3 separate regions of the Homo sapiens genome follow, and all the other regions are linked to region 1. The links are chromatin loops, found by intact Hi-C in ENCODE. Cell type or tissue: heart left ventricle. All regions are shown on one strand. Each heading gives the region's core, and the rest is flanking DNA. Links, peaks and the distances in the headings are about the cores only.

What was found. Peaks named below come from ENCODE experiments on the same cell type or tissue, not always from the same donor. Only the 100,000 strongest peaks of a DNase experiment are listed, where the experiment ranks them.
Region 2: it touches region 1 in a loop (4-fold over the local background); 4 of 110 quality-filtered maps call a loop at or near these places.
Region 3: a loop joins it to region 1, with 3 times the contacts of the local background. A loop is called at or near these places in 28 of 110 quality-filtered maps.

What each region holds. Positions count from the first base shown.
Region 1 is chr11:12,890,893-12,899,186 of GRCh38, forward strand. All of the region lies in intron 9 of TEAD1 (TEA domain transcription factor 1), which reads left to right. Among named protein-coding and RNA genes, the nearest start is that of TEAD1-AS1, 28 kb to the right of the region's middle. In heart left ventricle, for the core only: CTCF peaks have their summits at 3,364 (motif pointing left) and 3,563; a DNase peak (open chromatin) is centred at 3,379; H3K27ac peaks cover 891 bases.
Region 2 is chr11:12,376,156-12,381,155 of GRCh38, forward strand. PARVA (parvin alpha) reads left to right here and starts at 1,416. Exons shown (of 13, transcript NM_018222.5): 1 at 1,416-1,628. The coding sequence starts at 1,493. In heart left ventricle, for the core only: a CTCF peak has its summit at 1,952; DNase peaks (open chromatin) are centred at 166, 1,386, 1,756 and 1,886; H3K4me3 peaks cover 2,133 bases; H3K27ac peaks cover 3,010 bases.
Region 3 is chr11:12,290,182-12,295,181 of GRCh38, forward strand. It overlaps a transcript of MICAL2 not described here. Among named protein-coding and RNA genes, the nearest start is that of PARVA, 85 kb to the right of the region's middle. In heart left ventricle, for the core only: no CTCF peak of the experiment used is centred there; no DNase peak of the experiment used is centred there.

The sequences.
Region 1 (8,294 bases), core at 1,356-6,355:
TAGCTGGGATTACAGGCATGTACCATCATGCCTGGCTAATTTTTGTATTTTTAGTAGAGACAAGGTTTTGTCATGTTGGCCAGGCTGGTCTCAAACTCCTGACCTCAAATGATTTGCCTGCCTCAGCCTCCCAAAGTGCTGGGATTACAGATGTGAACCACCATGCACGGCCTCAATTAGTTTTTAAAATCAATTAAACTTTTCATAAAGGTAGTAAATTAATGTGGTCAAAAAATCTCCAAGCATAAGAGAATGGAAGGGAGATGTCCCTTCCTTCTCATTCCTATCCTACCCTTAAGTAGGTAGCCACTGCTACTATTCTCTTATGAGGCTTTGTAGTGATTTTAGTGCATATACAATCTAATATGAATATGTATTCTCCCACCCCACCCTGCTTTTTAAAGAGAGGATGTGATCTAATTTGTGCTTCAGGAACACGATGGCTGCATCAGGTGAGAGCAGGGGCTGGAGGAAACTATACTGTTGGCCAGCTGGTGGCTGATGAGGACCAAACCAGGGCAGGGGCCATGGCTGAGGAAATGGCAGAGGGGAGAGATGTTATGGAGATAAAATTAAAAAGCCTTGTGGATTAATGAGCTGTGAGAAGAGGAGGATAAATGGTAATGACTGGGTGTTGGAGACCAAGGATGCTGATAAGATTTGAAGAGTCCTGGAACAGAGGAGGAAGCAGGATTGCTAAGAACTGACTTGATGATAATGCTTTTGCCTTTCATTCTCAAAATAAGCTTGTTGAAATACCTATTAGAGACAGGAAAGCTCAGAGAGTTTAAGTAACTTCATCTGGGACCTGGCTAATAGATGGCAGGGTTGACTATTTGAACTTTGTCTGAATTTCACAGTGTATGAGAAAATGACACTTACCCCACTATCTGGGAAAATGGGAAGGGCAGGGATTGTTCTCCATTCACAGATGGACATTTGATTTGGGCTCCAGGACAGGAGAGAGTTCCTGAAGGGTCACCTGGGCTTGGTGATGGCAGCCCCTCAGCCAGAAGGAAGGGAGTTTTGCTGCCTGGTGTTCTGGCCCTTATCTTTATTCCAAGGGGCTGGACCTCCTGGACGTGGATGTGGGAGTTAGCAGTCTTCATAGTCAGAGGGAGCCCAAGGTCTCCCCTCTGGGGGACTGGCAGGCCTGTGGTTGAGCCCGCATGGAAGGTCTGTAAATATATCCTGCAGATAACATGATTCTTTCTCGTAAAGGCAGTTGGTCAAACGTGGGCCCAAGGATGATTTAATTTCACATTTTTATACTTCTTTCAATGGCCTAAATTTACAGATCAACTAAAATTCCGTTGTCAGAACACAGATCCTTTCTTGGTTTGGAAAATGTGACCAGGACAGCTCTAAGGAAATATGACATTAATGAGGCCTGTGGAAGAAAGAAGAGGGGGATGGCTGTGCATGGGGGATTAGGTTGGAGACACAAGATAAAAAGCAAGGTTTCAGCCGGGCGCAGTGGTTCATGCCTGTAAACCCAGCACTTTGGGAGGCCAAGCAAGGCGTGTGGGTCACCTGAGGTCAGGCATTCAAGACCAGCCTGGCCAACATGGTGAATCCCCCGCTTCTACAAAAATACAAAAATTAGCTGGGCATGATGGTGGGTGCCTGTAATCCCAGCTACTCGGGAGGCTGAGGCAGGAGATTTGCTTGAACCTGGGAAGCAGAGGTTGCAGTGAGCTGAGATCGCGCCATTGCTCTCCAGCCTGGGCAACAGAGGAGACTCTGTCTCAAAAAAATAAATAAACAAAAATAAAAAAGAAGCAGCAGCAGTAAGGTTTTAATTCCCGATTGCCAGGAGGGTTCTTGCCTTTATCCTGGGCAGGACAGAGAAGGGCACCGGTGTCTCTGGAGGAGCTTCCTAGTTTTATAGTGGCTGCTGAGGCAGTTGCTCCATCTTGGGGTGGAGAATGGCTGTTTGAACAAATCTGGTTCCTGGTCCTTCAGAAAAGAGGCTCCTTCTCTCCTGTAATTCAGGGCTTGGAAGTGATCTCATGCCAGTAAGCCAGGTCACCAGCATCTGTGCAGCTCTGTGTGGCCTGGGCGGAATTTTCACATTGACTGTTTCATTTGACCTTGTAGACAGGCTAGGGTTCATCACTGCTCAGATGAGGAAGCCAGGGCCCAGAAAGGTTAAGCAACTTGCCTCAAGCCACTCAGCTCAAAAATAGCAGAGCCTAGATATTCTAACCCAGGTGTCATTAATGTTCCCATCTCATGCTTCGGAATAAGTGGTCGGAAAGTACATTTGGCCTTCCAGGTTTGGGGAGGAAGGCTGCAGCTGATCTAACGGTTGGCTCTGCTTAGTCCTTGAATGTCTCTCAGGTTTTTCTCATGTTTTTCCAAGCCTGGTCTTCCAGCAGGACGTAGGAGATGGAGTGTCTCCCGGGGAAGGAGATGATGGCTCAGTGTGGAGCACCCCCATGCCCCTCACAGTCCTGAGCCCTTGCCGAGCCACCTGCGAGCCCCTCCCGGCCCAGGGCACACTCTCTTGTGGCAGCAGACATTGTACTGTGTTTCTAAGATGCTCTGGCCACTTCCCCTGTTTCTTCATTACCCTTTGGGAAGGAGGCCACTGAAAGCGTCTGGAAATCCGGGTTCTATAGACATTTCACAGAGGCCCCAGTCAGGCCCCCTCTGCTTTCTTTGGCAGGTCCGCACCCCACGCACCTTCCTGGTTGCTCACTCAGTCGGTGGGCCTTTCAGCTGCACTTCTGTGGGGAAGACACACTCCTGTCTGAGGAAGCAGCAGCCCCTCTGTAGAGATGGTGCTGGGAGTGGGAGGTGGGAAGGATGCATCTCGGTGTGAGATCCCGGAAGGAGGCATTCACTTGCTCCTTGTTTCCAATGATGTTTCTCTCTGGGAAGAACGAGGGGCATGGGATGAAGTGGCATATCAGGGCCAAGTGGCCAGAACAGGGCTGGTGCCCTGGACAGTGAGCTGAGGAGAGAACCCACTTCAGATTCACTTTCTCCTGGGCAGGAACCGTGAGCACAGGCAAGCTCCTGGGCTGAATGTGCGGGAACCTGTCTTGGCTTGGCTCCGCAGCCATTCCCTGTCCCCCCAGGGGCCACCGCAGGCTGCCCAGCCTGCCCTGGGGGGTAGGTGGACAGACATTCCAGGCAGGACCGTGACAAGAAGTAAATGTAGGTGATTTGTCCTTGTTCTGTTCCAGCTTGTACATTAGCATACCTTGACATGAGTTATTTGTCTTGATTTCTTTAAATTCCTAAGTGGATTATAATTTTTTTCTTGGTATTATTTGACAGCAGTCATTTTTCAAGGTTTCACTACGTTCTTCAAATACTTAGAATTTTTGGAACAAATTTAGGAAAAGACTGCCATCTTCAGGTTGGACGGTGCAGTGCAGGACCCGGTGTGTCTGAGGGCACCTCGCAGATGCTGAGGACTAGCAGATTTGTAGGGCTTTTTCTTCCTTTTCCACAAAGATTGAACTGCCTTCATCAGTTCAATACATCTAGATTCAATACATCTAGAATGTATTGTCAGTCCTTTTAAAAAAAAGAGAAAAAAGCCCCAGTGACCACTGTTGGAAGTTGTACTGTTGTGGTTTGTTTCATCTACAGTGATGGACAACCTCCTAGGCTGTCCCCACTCCACTTTTGGGAACAGACTTTGCATGCCTTAGAGGAAGGTAGGAAGCAGGTATCTGGAGAGGGTACTGTGTGCCTGAGGGAAATGCGGACGCCAGACCCCACAAGGCTTCCCCACACTGCCACTACCCTAGCACCGATGGTAACATCAGAACAGAATCGCCTTAATGAGTCTGAAACTTTCCCTGTCTTCATTTATGCTTTAAGTTTTAGTATGTCCAGGTTTTTGTTATCAGAGGGACCGTATTGATTTCACATTATTTCGTCCAAAGTAAAGAAACATCATGATTCTTCCGGAAAGTAATAACAACAGCAAATTACGTGCTATGTACAGTGTTATGTGTTTTCCTTGCATTATCTCATTTAATATTCTTGACACTCCAGTACAGTAGGTACTATTATTATTCCTGCATTATAGTTCTACTAAGTATACATATTTCCACTATGGCTGTGGAAACTGCAGCAGAGAGAGAGGGCTATAATCACTTGCCCTGGATGACTCAGTTAGGAAGTGGTGCTACTGCTCAGATTCAAACCCAGATCCCATCTGACACCACAGTCCAGGTGTTCATCACTCCTCACTGCAGGCTCCCTAAGCAGCAAAGAACAGCAGGGACCAGGAAACAAAGTGACCCATAGAGCAGCTTTGAAGGAAGACGAAAGTCCTTTATTAACCCCCCCCGGGTATCTCAGAAGCCCTTTGCAAGTGAATGGTTGACTTTCGAGGGTTGCATTCACCTTTATTATTATTTGCAACTGCTATGAAGAATAACTGGAGGGATTATAGCAAAACAAAGAGAAAATGGACATTTCTCCAAGTCAAAATAGAAATCCACATATTAAGATGGCATCAGGTACTGCGTGGCATCCTTGATCCAGGTAGGGTTTTACTGGTGCAACATCTTTTTGGTGAACCCTACCTGCAGACAAGCGTCCCAGCTCCTGTCCAGCTGTCCTGAGCGTTTGAGCTGTAGGAAAGCTTTGCAGTCTGACCCGAGCTCCTTTAAAGCCCAAGGAACTTGTGGCTAACACAGAGTAAACATCCTGAAGTAATGTTTTTTGCTTCCTTTTATGGTTCTTTCCCTTCCTCAGAAAAACTCCATAATCTTTCAAGATAGTTTTTGATTGGTGGTTTATTTAATAAAATAATTGTATAAGCCAGATTGAAGCACGTGGCCCATAGGAAAAGCAGTATTCTGCTCCTTCATGGCTCCTCACCTTCCAGTTCTACTTTTTGGGGACCATTGCTTGCAGCCTTTTCAGCCATTTCTTTGTATTAATATATTTACCTCCACATTTCTAAATAACATGCTTATATTGTATATCTCATTCTATTAATTTTAGGCATCATCTGTTGACTTCTTAACATAGAAGACTACGATTTAGTTCTCTAAATTTAGTATATGCCCCCCTCCGTCTTCCTTTCAGTCCCCCTATGTGCTTTTCTCTAAATTTAGTATATGCCCCCCTCCGTCTTCCTTTCAGTCACCCTATGTGCTTATATCACATTAAAAAAAATTAGCATTCAGTTAATTTTACAAACCCATATAAATTTTGCACACAGCGTGGTTAATGTTATATATTGGAACCATTTCCTTAATTGTAAAACGTTTTTTTCTGGGGTGTATGGTTGTCTTCTTAAAAAATTGTTCAGTTTTACATAGCTACACCAATTCACCCTCAAAGTTTCGAGGAGAACTCATACTCTTCTCCAGATGGTGAGATATAAATCAGGTCCGCTCTCTTGGTGACATCCTTCCAGGAGTCCTCAGCTCCACGGATCCACTCTGGACTGGTTGCTGACCTGGCTGGTTTCTTTACCTTTCTTCTATGTTAGGCCCCATCTCTTTTTAAAACGTATTCCATCCTTTTGTAGGAACATACCCTCCTATAGCTCCCTGGGAACAAGTTGCAAGGAAGGTCAGTTTTCTGATACCTTAAATATCTGAAAGAGTATTCTACTTTCATGTGTAATGGATAATTTGATGTTCATTATGGTTTTTGCCTTGGACTTGTGAAACTTTATTCATGTTTTCTAGGTGATTTCCACATATTTTCTCCTTGCTAATGAACAATATGTTTAATGCTGGAGAATAAGGTCATTCTTATAAAAAGAGCAGGTAAATGCTAATTTAGTTCATGTGATATGTAGAAGTGGTGTTGACTGTCTTTATTATCCCCATCTTCTCTGTAGGAATTTATGAGAACATATATTTATTTGGGAAAGATAGAATTCTAAGTATCGAGGTAATAAGCTTGCTCTGTACAGTCACTCTGTAGGTTCTATGAAGATGAGCACTTTGTTGTTAGCTCATGGATTCCTGGTGTCTAGCACAGTGCCTGGCATGTATGATGGATGATAGGTGTGCTGGTTCATTCTATTAAAATCTGTAAAACAGGCAGAGTGAGTACCTTTTCCATCGTTGACCTTGAGATGTTGATAATCAGTTGTGCCTCTACTGAGTGCCTAGGGGACTCTTTTGGAGAAGTCAAAATTAGCCTCCGTTTTGGATATTGAGGAAATCGAGTCTTGGGCCTTGCATATGTGAGTCATTGACATTCGCCCTTTTTCTGCTCATATCTTGATCCCAAATGCCAGTTTTCTTTCCCAAATGCCAGTTTTCTCTTATGAGTATTTGTTTTGTGCCCCATAGAATAGAATTGCCCTTTTTTTGTTTTATGTGCCACCTTCACTTTTGGGGAAACTACCACTGCTGGAGAAGAAACGAGATTTATTTGGGAAGGAGAGAAGCAAATAAATAATCCACCTTGGCCCACTTCCCTTATAAGGAGAACTGGCAAGACTGGAAATAGAGCCTTCACCAAAGGGTTTTTAGAATTCATTTCATTAAAACTTGAACCCAACATACAGATTTCTTCCTTTCAGCCTTCTGGATTTGGGGACAGAGGGATTCCTGACCTACCCAGGTTGAATGAAGGGGAGAGGGTGGTCTGTTTGTTTCAATGCTGTGGTCTCCAGGGCACCTTCTGTAGTACTTTGTATTCTTAGAAACAGAGTCACCACCTCTTGGCAGCAGTGAAGCCACTCAGATGCCAATGGTCAGAGTTTGGTTTCAAGTCACCAGCCTTGTAGAGACAGTGCCCAGTTTCCTTTGGCAAAGACAGCCTGCCCCTTCTCTATTCATTTCAGCCTTGAACACAGAGGTAAATTCCTCAAAATAGAAACCTTTGTGGACTCTATCTGATGCATTTGTGAATCATGTTTGTCACTAATTCTAATTTAACTTCATAGAAGTTTTAAAACGCTGTTTAGTTTTTTTGCTGTTGTTCCTTTCCCAAATCAACTTTCAAAAAACGTTGGTTTAACGGTGTTAGAAAGGCTTAGACATTTTCTTTTGGGGGACAGTGTGATTAATGTTTGCAGCAAACGCAAGGGCTGTGGTGTTGACAGATCCAAGTTTTATTAACTCCAGGACTATTCCTGGATGTGTGACCTCAGGCAAGTCAGTTCATCTCTAAGCTTCTATTTCCTCATCTGTAAAATGATTTAAATTAAATCCACCTCCAGCAGCGTCATGAGGCAAAGATTACCTGAGATCACATCTATAAACAACACATTGCTCACAGCGCCCAGTGGACACAAGGTCTCTTCCTTCCTTCCTTCAGGCACAGGTGAGAGGCCCACACTCTGAGCAGCTGGTTATGAGTGGGCCATTATCAGGGATTTGAACAGTCACTTGGCTTCACTGCTTGCTCCCAGCTCTTGGCTTGTGTTTCTTTTTTCTTTACTAGGCAGGAGGGATAGCAAAAGCAGGAAAGTTATTTTGCTTCTACCTCAGGATCTAGTGAATGTCACATGATAATAAACTATAACAATGGTCATCTTAGCTATAATTTATTGAACATGAACACTTTTTTTTTTTTTTGAGACGGAGTATCTCTCTGATGCTCAGGCTGGAGTGCAGTGGTGTGATCTTGGCTCACTGCAGCCTCCGTCTCCTGGGTTCAAGCAATTCTCCTGCCTCAGCCTCCCGAGTAGCTGGGATTACAGGTGTGTGCCACCACACCCGGCTAATTTTTGTATTTTTAGTAGAGATGGGGTTTCTCCGTGTTGGCCAGGCTGGTCTCGAACTCCTGACCTCAAGTGATCCACCCTCCTCAGCCTCCCAAGTGCTGGGATTACAGGTGTGAGCCACCAATCCTGGCCCCTATCAAACATTTCTTATATGGCAGGTCCTATGCCAAGCACCTTCTGAGCATTAGCTCCTTTAATATTCACATATGTTGCAAATATTACAGGTATTATATCCCCATTGCACATATGAGAAGTCTTGAGGTTTCAGGTTTGTGTCTGGCTCCAAGGCTTTCGTGCTTTACACTCAGCACCTTGCTTTTCAGCTGTACCTTCATGGTCCCCATTGGTATGTGGTAGATTTTACCCCCATTCACCTTCTTGACCTGTAGATGTCAGGGCCGTGGTTCCCATTTCCAGCAGTGCAGTGCAGGGACATTTTGATGTTAAGCACAAAGACTTCAAGTTTCCCAGCTTCTCAACTTCACCCCAGCTCTGACCTGGCCCAGGGGCAGCTAGCGAGGCAGAACAGCTAGGAGTGAGGAGCCTAAAGGGAGACTGGGATTCAGCTCAGTGAGTCCCTAAGGCTTGTATCTCATGCCTTCCATAAACTCACTCCTTGCAGAAG
Region 2 (5,000 bases), core at 1-5,000, 520 kb before region 1:
AACCTATACGGTGTTGAGAATCTGTTGACTATCTTTTTGTTAAATTTTAGTTCTACTCAGAAACTGTTGCTTGTCACTTTATTTAGTTTAAGGAACTGTGGATGGGTTAATAAAAGGCTGAGTAACATCTCCTGGGAAGAAGCACAGCTGGCCCTGGCAGGAAGTGCAAGTGGGGTCTGGGAAAAGATTCAAGGTCCAAGCAGCTACTCCCCACGGTTTCCATTACTCAGACCACGTGGCTTCTTGAGCACACTTCTTTGCTCCATTCTTTGGTTTCCCTACTCCTCAGCATGCACGTGGCTAGAAACAGCCACCCTAGTTTTGATTGCGAATGATCATCAGTCACGAGCACAACTTCTGACAACAGTCTCTCCAGCTTAGTGCAGTCTTAACTGGGGCCAGCTGATCGTCTGCTCTTCAGTAAAGCAGTAGCGCCCTTTGGATTAGGTGTTCACCCAGGTTCAATCAGCTGTGGCCTAGAAGGGGCCACAAGGAGGAAACACAGTTGCCAAGGTGCTGTGAGTCTGTGTGTGAGAGACAGACAGAAGGACAAAGAGCCAGAGTGAGAACTTGAGATGGGTAAGCTCAATAACACGTGCCTTTTAATCATTTCCAGTATGAGTCCTTCAAACACTGTGCTTTGTATGACTCCCCTGTTATCTCAAATGAGTCTGGTTGTCACTCTCTTGCTTTTATTTAGGCAGGATAAATTTTGCGGGAAGTCCTGTAGGAGCTCATGGTTGTGCTTTTCCCATTCATGTTTCCACCACCACGTGGGATCTTCCTTTGTATAAGCTGCTGGAAACACGGATGTCTTACAAGAATAAGAAGCCTCGGCTTTACCCTTGTGCACTCCAAGCTTCTCAGTCTTGGATGGGAGTAGAGACGAGGAGGTTGACGGTCATGGATAGGTTCAGGAGTGATTGGTTCTGCCCACTTTGGTGGGGCCTGGACACATTTTGGTTCACTGCAATAATTTCTTCCAGGAGCTGCAGTCTTGTGGGCGCAAGACGTGGGCCTGATAACCCCACAGGCAGTAGTGCTGGGGCAGAGCGAGCTCACCAGCCGCCGGCTGGAAGACCCCGGGAGAGTAGCAGGGTTGGGTTGGTTCTCAGATGTGTTTTGCGCCAGGCTGTGTGGTGGGGACAGAGCCTGGGTAAATGAAGCTTTCCGGCTCGACCGCTCCCAACCTGGGCACACACGTCCTCCTGTCCTGCAAGGGGCAGTTTTGGGGCATCCTCCCTGCTTGGGGCAACCCAGGGGCGCAAGGCGCGGCCCCGGGAGCGCAGCTCCTTCCAGGGCAGAGGGCGGCGCGAGGGAGGGAGCGAGGGAGGGAGCGAGGGAAGGGAAAGGCGAGCGTGAGCTGCCTCAAATGCTTGGAATAATTCCGCTTCCGTTTGGAAAGCCGCAGCCTCAGTCCCGCCGCCGCCCGCTGCGTCCGCCCAGCGCCAGCTCCGCGTCCCGACCGGCCCGCGGCAGCCTGCGCCGCGCCATGGCCACCTCCCCGCAGAAGTCGCCTTCTGTCCCCAAGTCTCCCACTCCCAAGTCGCCCCCGTCCCGCAAGAAAGATGATTCCTTCTTGGGGAAACTCGGAGGGACCCTGGCCCGGAGGAAGAAAGCCAAGGAGGGTGAGTGCGGCCAGGCCGGCCGGGCGGGCGGTAGGAGCCGGGGGTGCCGTAGGGGCCGAGGGGCCGGGGCACTGGGACCGGGCGGGAGCGCGCCGCGGGTGCCCGGCGCGGTGGGGCGCGCGGCGATGCGTGCGCGCGCTTCCCGGGTACGTCGGGCAGGAGCGACGCGCACCCCACACTGAGCCCGGGGCTCGCGGGCCATCGAGGCCACCCCGCCCGCTCGCGGTCGCCCGGGCGCTGCCCTCCTGGGCCGGGGACCAGGCCAACGCCCCCGCCGGGCCGTGGGCGGGCGCCGCTTGGCGGCCGGAGGCGGCGGGACCGGAGCCCAGGCGGGGCCCCAGCCCGCAGACAGTGCGATCCAGTAGGCCCTGCCCCGCCCTCTGCGCCCGAAGGCTGGCATTTCCCAAGTTTCCGCTGCAGCTTTCCTGGGCGCCGTCGCTCTTACTCGTTGCCTTCATTGGTCCTTAAAATCAGGTCGTTTCCTGGACCTGCTGACGTCCTCTGGCAGCGGCGTCGTGGCTTTGGCCTCTTCGGGATCTTTTGTCCATCCCGAGGGCTGAGAAGGGCTCTGTTAATGGAGTAGGTGGACATCGAGTGTTTGTTGAATGAATGAGCGAAAAACTGGCAAACCTAGCGTGCCCTCGGTGTAATACACAATAAACTCCCACCAAAGGAGAAAACCTGCGTGAGACACAAACTTCGTCATGGGCCTGCTGTGAACTCAGGCATTCAGGGCTTTCGTAAAAACCTTTGTTTTTTCCCCACCAGAGTGAATTGAGGCGACCTTATTCTTTTTTTTTTTTTTTTTTTTCAGGGTAGTTTGCATGTAAAATATTTTTTTTTCCCATGCACAGATTTTGCGTCCTGGTTTTTGGTTTGAAAACGAGGTGGCAGTTCTCAAGAAGCACTGTGGTGACTGGTGTGTAGATAGAAGTTGCTGAGTTAAACATTTTTGTTTTAAACATTTTTTAGTTGATGCATGATGTACATAGTTCTGGGGCACATGTGATAATGTAATACATTCATATAATTTGTAAAGATCAAATTGCACAGGAAAGGGGTCCCAGTCCAGACCCCAAGAGAGGGTTCTTGGATCTCACGCAAGAAAGAATTCAGGGTGAGTCCACACAGTAAAGTGAAAGCAAGTTTATTAAGAAAGTAGAGGAATAAAAGAATGGCCACTCCATAGACAGAGCAGCCTGGGGCTGCTGGTTGCCCATTTTTATGGTTATTTCTTGATGGTATGCTAAACAAGGGGTGGATTATTCATGTCTCCTCTTTTTAGACCATATAGGGTAACTTCCGGACGTTGCCGTGGCATGTGTAAACTGTCCTGGCGCTGCTGGGAGTGTATCAGTGAGGACGACCAGAGGTCACTCTTGTCGCCATTTTGGTTTTGGTGGGTTTTAGCCGACTTCTTTACTGCGACCTGTTTTATCAGCAAGGTCTTTATGACCTGTATCTTGTGCCCACATCCTATCTCATCCTGTAAGTTAGAATGCCTTAACCTTCTGGGAATGCAGCCCAGTAGGTCTCACTCAGCCTTGTTTTACCTGGCCCCATTCAAGATGGAGTTGCTCTGGTTCACATGCCTCGGACAAAATCACTGTACTTGGGATATCCATCACGTTAAAGATTTGTCTTTTCTCTATGCTAGACCACTGGAATTCTAGATATTTTGAAATATACAAGAGGTTATTGTAAAATATAGTTAGTTTACCAATCTAACACTAGGTCTTCTTATATCAAATGGTATATTTGTAACCATTAATCAACTTCTCTTCCCCCCTAAAAAATGTTTTTAATAGATTGCTCCATGAATTAGAAATAACCTTTTGAAAGCTGTGATGCTGTGTGAAATTTTCATGTTTGTAAGTCATCTTAAAGTATAAAAACATCTTCAGCGCTGAGGATTATCAGACTTGATGAAGAACTAGACTTCTATTCCCTAGATTGAAACGAGAAGCAGCAAAAACATACAAAAGTTTCCCCACATTGGTTATTTTGGTAACCCATCGAGTAGTGTACAGTTGGTGGCAAATCATGAAACCCTGGCTTGGGAAGCTCTTTTCTAGACCATGTTTCTAACTTCTTCCTTGCAGCATTCCTGACATAGTCTCATCCAGTTTAAGATGGGGCAACTGAGAAATATTGAAGCTCATGACCTACCAGGATAACCATCTTTACCTACTCTGTAGAAATTTATCTCTCTGTACCTATCACTGTTGGTAGAGCCAGAGAATGAGTCTGGGGTGGCCTTTTATTACTACCTTGCTGAAGTAGGCTATCCTGCTTTCTAGAGTCTTCTCTCCACCAGGCCCAACATCCTCTATTCCTCACAGACATAATTTTAAGGACTTTTGCATCCTGTCTCTTTAGTTTCAGACAGGGTCCCTGCAGGAAAAAGAAGGCCAATTTAGTTGAGATTTTGAAAATAATTTAGTGAAAGGGCTATTGACAGAGCTGTGGGCAGGGTTAAGGGAACTAAGAAGGGATGCTGAGGTCCCTAGGGGCTAGCAACAGGAGGAAGCTCTTAATCACTCCGAGGCCTGAGGGACAAGGGAAGCAAATTGGAACCTATTACAAGCTGGGGTTATGGACGAGGGGCTGCTGGACTGGAACTATAGTCATAGAGGGATGCAGCTACTGTCCGAAATATGCAGACAGAGCAAGGAGAGAGTGGCACAATAAATGCACATTCTGCATGTTCTCTGTCTTCTTGCCCGTGCATCACCTACTGGTGCTGAACCCAGTGGGAAGCCATCAGAGCAAGGGATCTGCAATAGATAGGGGCAGCGTCCATAGGGCACAGAGCAGTGCAGAGAATAGATCACAGTGGGGACGGTGGAAATGGAGAATACCTAGCAGATCAACCTGTTACCAGACCCGCTCGAAGTGAGCTCTCCAGAAGTCACCATAGTACAGTTGTAGTGCAAGCCAGCCACCCCAGATTAGGACTGTCATCTCCCTTATTCTAGCACAGACACAATGTTCTTTTAATGCAGCTAAGGTTGCCTCTAACTATTCTGCCAGCCACGTCGCACTGTGATCTCTCATTGAGCTTGCTATCAGCTTACTCAAAGACATTTTTATATTTGTTGCTCCTAAATCACAGCCTTCCCTATCTTGGATTTACTCAGTTGGGTTTTTGAAACCAAGTGTAAGATCTTATTTTCATCCCTGTTATATTTCACTGTAAAGTCCTGATTCCTTCATTCAGTCTGTCAACTAATCCAGGGGCTGTAAATGGATGAATGGAAGAACACAGAACGTCTTCTGAAGGGCCAGCCACCACCCAGCTCCAGCTGCTTGCTGCGGCATATGGTATTTCTGCAAGCCCAGGCAAAGAAGGCAGTGGGTTGGTTTGAAATG
Region 3 (5,000 bases), core at 1-5,000, 600 kb before region 1:
CATCTCCTCAAGCCCTGCTGGAGTTCCATCTTGAAGGCAGTGCATGAGGACCACATGTGGAGAGAAAGAGACCCCCTAGCAGGGGTGGGAGTGGGGATTAGAGAAAGGAGAAGAAGGGAGTGGCTTCTGGGTCATGACCTCGTGAGACCTGAGGTGTTTCTGTCAGGCTTGTTTCCTGAGGTGGCCCTGGCTTCCTGTCAGGAAGTCCCTGAGGGATCCTCAGGGGGAACAAAAAGGCAGTCTGTTGAGCTGAGGGGACTTGAGGCAAGTGAAGGAGTTTGATTCAGAAGATGGCAGAGAGGGAGAATGAGGGTGCAAGGAGGAAGGGAAGAAGGAATTTGGCAAACTGAGGACAAGAACGGGAAGCAAGGCAAGGACTGACTCACAACTTTTGCCTTTTTAGGCTTGAACCTTCTAATCGTGGGCTGCGATGGGGGTGCGGTAGTGGGAGGCAGGCCAGCCGCCTCCCCAGCAGCTCCTTCCTGCCGCCCTCAGATCAGATCTGTTCCCAGAATTACCTTTTCCCTCCAAAGCTTTCTGCGAGGCCTCCCTCTGGGAGCTTGCTGACCGTGTGCGTGTGGTGCCATCTGTTCAGAGCCCACGGCTGGGACACACAGTCGCACATGTTCGCATTGATGTATGGGGGAAGGCAGGACAGAATATCGAGAACGGTGTGGCCTCCTGGGGGTGGAGGGGACTCAATGGGACTCTTCTTGGGATGGGACTTGGGTTTGGCCTGGCCTGTGTGGGTCCCTGAGGAAGAGCTTTTCACTCAGAGCTTTGGGGAAACTAAGACCAGGGGATTGTGTTGCGCTAAGAAGTGGATGAAAATCTGAAGGCTACACACCCTGCAGGAAAATCTGAATGGGTCCGCTGAGTGGCCAGAAGCAGGGAGTTGAACAAGAGAGTGGACTCGTTCCACGTGGAGGTCCTGGGAAGTTTCTGGGGGACATCCCTACGTGCCACCACGGTTCATGGGAGAGCTGGTTGGGCTGGGGGTAGGTACTGAGAGGGCAGATCTGAAAAAGAGCATGGCATTTTACTGAATCAATTTGAGGACAAGTGATCTCAAATGACCCAATATGGAGACAAAATGTTTGAGATTTTAGATTTAAGGTTACCATGCTTGAGGGGAGGAAGGGGAGAGCGGGAGAAGGAGGGGAGAGGGAGAGGAAGACAGTGCGCACATGTGAGCTTGGTTGATCTTACAGTAGGCTATGACTGTCAGAATTCTGCTCTAAGCAGACTAGATGATCTCAGCCCCCCACAGCACTGAACCAGGCCTGTCCTCAGGGCCCTGCCCCACTCCTTTCACCTCCATCTCTGAGTAGCCACACTGTATCCTGTTTGTTCCCTGACCAACAGGAGCTTGGCATGGGCCCACTCCATATCCTTCCAATGATTTGATACTCACTGTAACCTCCCTCTCTTGTGTGCTCTTAAAATCTCAAACGACTCTTCCTGTCTGAGAGCCTCTTGGCACACATATGAGAAGAAAGAGCCCATCTCATTAGTCGTGGATGTCTATCCTGTCTGTGCCCATGGCTAAAGGTCTAGCATCTTGTGGGAAGAAAGCTCAGGTGGTTTATTGACTGAGTGATTTAACACAGCCCAGCTCCCAACCACAATGGTTTTAGGATGCTCTTTGGAGGCAGATGAGCATTTCTAAGAAATGTTCTGGAAATGCCCTGATACACCTCTCAAGAGCATCATCGCATGAGTCTGAAACACAATGGTTATTAGACTTCTCACCCTGGGACTTCCTTTGCCCCACGGGACCCTGCCACTGCTCTACCCATTCCTCTGAGTCCCACGCCTTGGGCACCAGGAACCTCTGAGTCAGGCTCTGACATCTTCCTCTTTCTGACTGTTTATAGAATTGGAGCTTCACTTAAAGCCTCCTCTTTTCTTGATAAAATAATAACACCTTTGTAATGAAGAGTGTGTTCTTTCCTTGGTAGGTTTGACGCCAGTGAACAAAAGAACTATGTCACCTCCTAAGGACCCTTCTCCTTCTCTTCCTCTTCCTTCATCGTCTTCCCATTCATCTTCCCCACCATCTTCTTCTTCAACCAGTGTTTCTGGGAATGCTCCAGATGGTTCCTCCCCGCCTCAGGTGAGTGTCCCTGAGGGTCCTGCCCAGGTGTCAGGAAGCTAACCTACCTGTACTCTTCCCACCTTCCACACTTATCTCTGGATTCCACGTGCTCATAGGTCAACCTAAGTGCAAAGCCAGCGCCAGAAGATACTCTGTCAAGGGTCTACCCCAGCTGCCTTCATGTATACCTTTCACAAAAGCTCCTGCTGTTCCTTCACAGCCATCCCTGAGGACACAGTCATTCCCTCAGCAAACTTTACAGGGTTTAGACTCCATGCCAGGTCTCCATGAGATACAGAGCTGCTAGGACACCTTTCCCTTGAGAACTTGCAAAGGGCATTGAGGAATTTGCAGCTGTAGGATGGCAGGCACAGAAGTGAGGGTCCCTTTGGTAGGGTCCAAGAACCTTGGAAGCAACATCTCCCTTGAATATAAAATGTCATCATTGGTATGCAGGCTGGACTCTTTCCTTCTGTATGTATTTATCAAGCCTCTGTTACCTGCCAGGCCTGTTCTAGACTCTGGAAAGTAGAATGCACAAGACAGAAAAGATGGGTGCTCTGGTGAAGCCCCTGTGCTATGACCTGCCCTTCAGGCACCAGAGGTCTTGGGAGGGCACAGCCACCCCTAGAGTCCACTCATGTTCCCTCTTTGCCAAGGGCCAAGTTCCTGCATGCTAGAAATAGCTCCTTTCTCAGTGGTGCAATGTGGGAGGTTAAAAAGGGTCATTGAAAGGTCTTAAGGGCCATCCTTGTGCCACCACAGCTTCAGCCCAGAGAGTGACTGTCGCTTCTTACTTTGATGGCCTCCAAGGAAGAAGCCTTGGTTTCTTGGTTGTTGGAGGAACATACCTATGGGTGGATCATGCCTTTTAGTACAGACAATGGCTGAGCAAGAAAATGAAGAGCTTATCTTCCCCTATGTGCCTGGCCACCCACAGAGGCCCAGCCAGTCCTACCATCATGGGCCCGGGAGCTTATCAACAGCAGTGTCCTACCTTTGCCTTCCCCCTGGCTTCCAACCCAGCTAATCTGGGATTCAGAAAAGCCTTTCGTCAGTACTGATTCGGGGGTTCCAGGCAGATCCTGGCAGGACCCAAGGCAGCTACTTAGAACAAAGAGTATCCCTTTAAAATCATCTTAGGCAAAATTATTTTTTAATTTGGGCATCTGAGATGGGAAGAAAAAACAGGGAGGGGGTTGTAGATTGAGATTTGCTTTCATCATATAAATAAATGATGAAAATTTTTAAATAACTGCTATTTTTGCCCATCCCATCTAGATGACAGCTTCTGAGCCCCTCTCGCAAGTCTCGAGAGGTCATCCAAGTCCTCCCACCCCAAACTTTCGGAGGCGAGCCGTAGCCCAAGGAGCACCCAGGGAAATTCCCCTGTATCTGCCTCATCACCCAAAGCCAGAGTGGGCAGAGTACTGCCTGGTGAGCCCTGGTGAAGATGGCCTCTCAGACCCTGCAGAGATGACTTCTGATGAGTGCCAGCCAGCAGAGGCCCCTCTTGGGGACATCGGAAGCAACCACAGAGACCCACACCCCATCTGGGGGAAGGACAGGAGCTGGACAGGGCAAGAGCTATCTCCCTTGGCTGGAGAAGACCGGGAAAAAGGGAGTACTGGAGCCAGGAAGGAAGAAGAGGGAGGGCCAGTGCTGGTAAAGGAGAAGTTGGGCCTGAAGAAGTTAGTCCTCACTCAGGAGCAGAAGACCATGTTGTTGGATTGGAATGACTCCATCCCTGAGAGTGTGCACCTCAAAGCTGGGGAGCGAATTTCCCAGAAAAGTGCTGAGAATGGTAGAGGAGGCCGTGTGCTAAAACCAGTCCGCCCCCTGCTGCTCCCTAGGGCAGCAGGAGAGCCCCTGCCAACCCAGAGAGGGGCCCAGGAGAAGATGGGGACCCCTGCGGAACAAGCTCAAGGGGAGCGAAACGTGCCTCCACCCAAGTCCCCACTGCGGCTCATAGCCAATGCCATCCGAAGGTCTCTAGAGCCCCTCCTTTCCAACTCTGAAGGCGGGAAGAAGGCCTGGGCCAAGCAAGAATCCAAAACTTTGCCCGCACAGGCCTGCACTCGCTCATTCAGCCTTCGGAAAACCAATTCCAATAAAGACGGGGACCAGCATTCCCCTGGGAGAAACCAGTCCTCAGCCTTTAGCCCTCCTGACCCTGCCCTCCGCACCCACAGTTTGCCCAATCGGCCATCCAAGGTCTTTCCTGCACTTAGGTCCCCACCCTGCAGCAAGATTGAAGATGTCCCCACACTCCTCGAGAAAGTGAGTTTGCAAGAGAACTTCCCAGATGCTTCTAAGCCTCCAAAGAAAAGAATCTCACTTTTTTCCTCCCTCAGACTCAAAGACAAATCTTTTGAGAGTTTCCTCCAAGAATCCAGACAAAGAAAGGACATCAGGGACCTCTTTGGCAGCCCCAAGAGGAAGGTGCTGCCTGAAGATAGTGCGCAGGCCCTGGAGAAGCTGCTGCAGCCTTTCAAAAGCACCTCCCTGCGCCAGGCAGCTCCTCCTCCTCCTCCTCCTCCTCCTCCTCCTCCTCCTCCTCCTACAGCGGGAGGTGCAGGTAAGTGGCTCTGTCCTGATAAATGTCTGCCCTTCATGCTGGGCAGTTAGTAATCTTCATTGCATCGACAAGCAGGCATCTTTCACTTCGTTTTGCTTCTCAAATACTAACAAAAGTAGGAAAACTTTAAAGGCAAAAAATTTGAAAAAAATCTGAAAAAATTAGTTTTGAAATTATAGAAAGTTGAAAAGAGACCAATCAACCATAACCCTACGACCACTTTCTCATTTATTTTCTTTCTTTCCATAGGAATATTTTTTACTAAGTTGTACATAAAATTTTGTATCTTTTTTTTTTTTTGAGACAGAGTCTCACTCTATCACC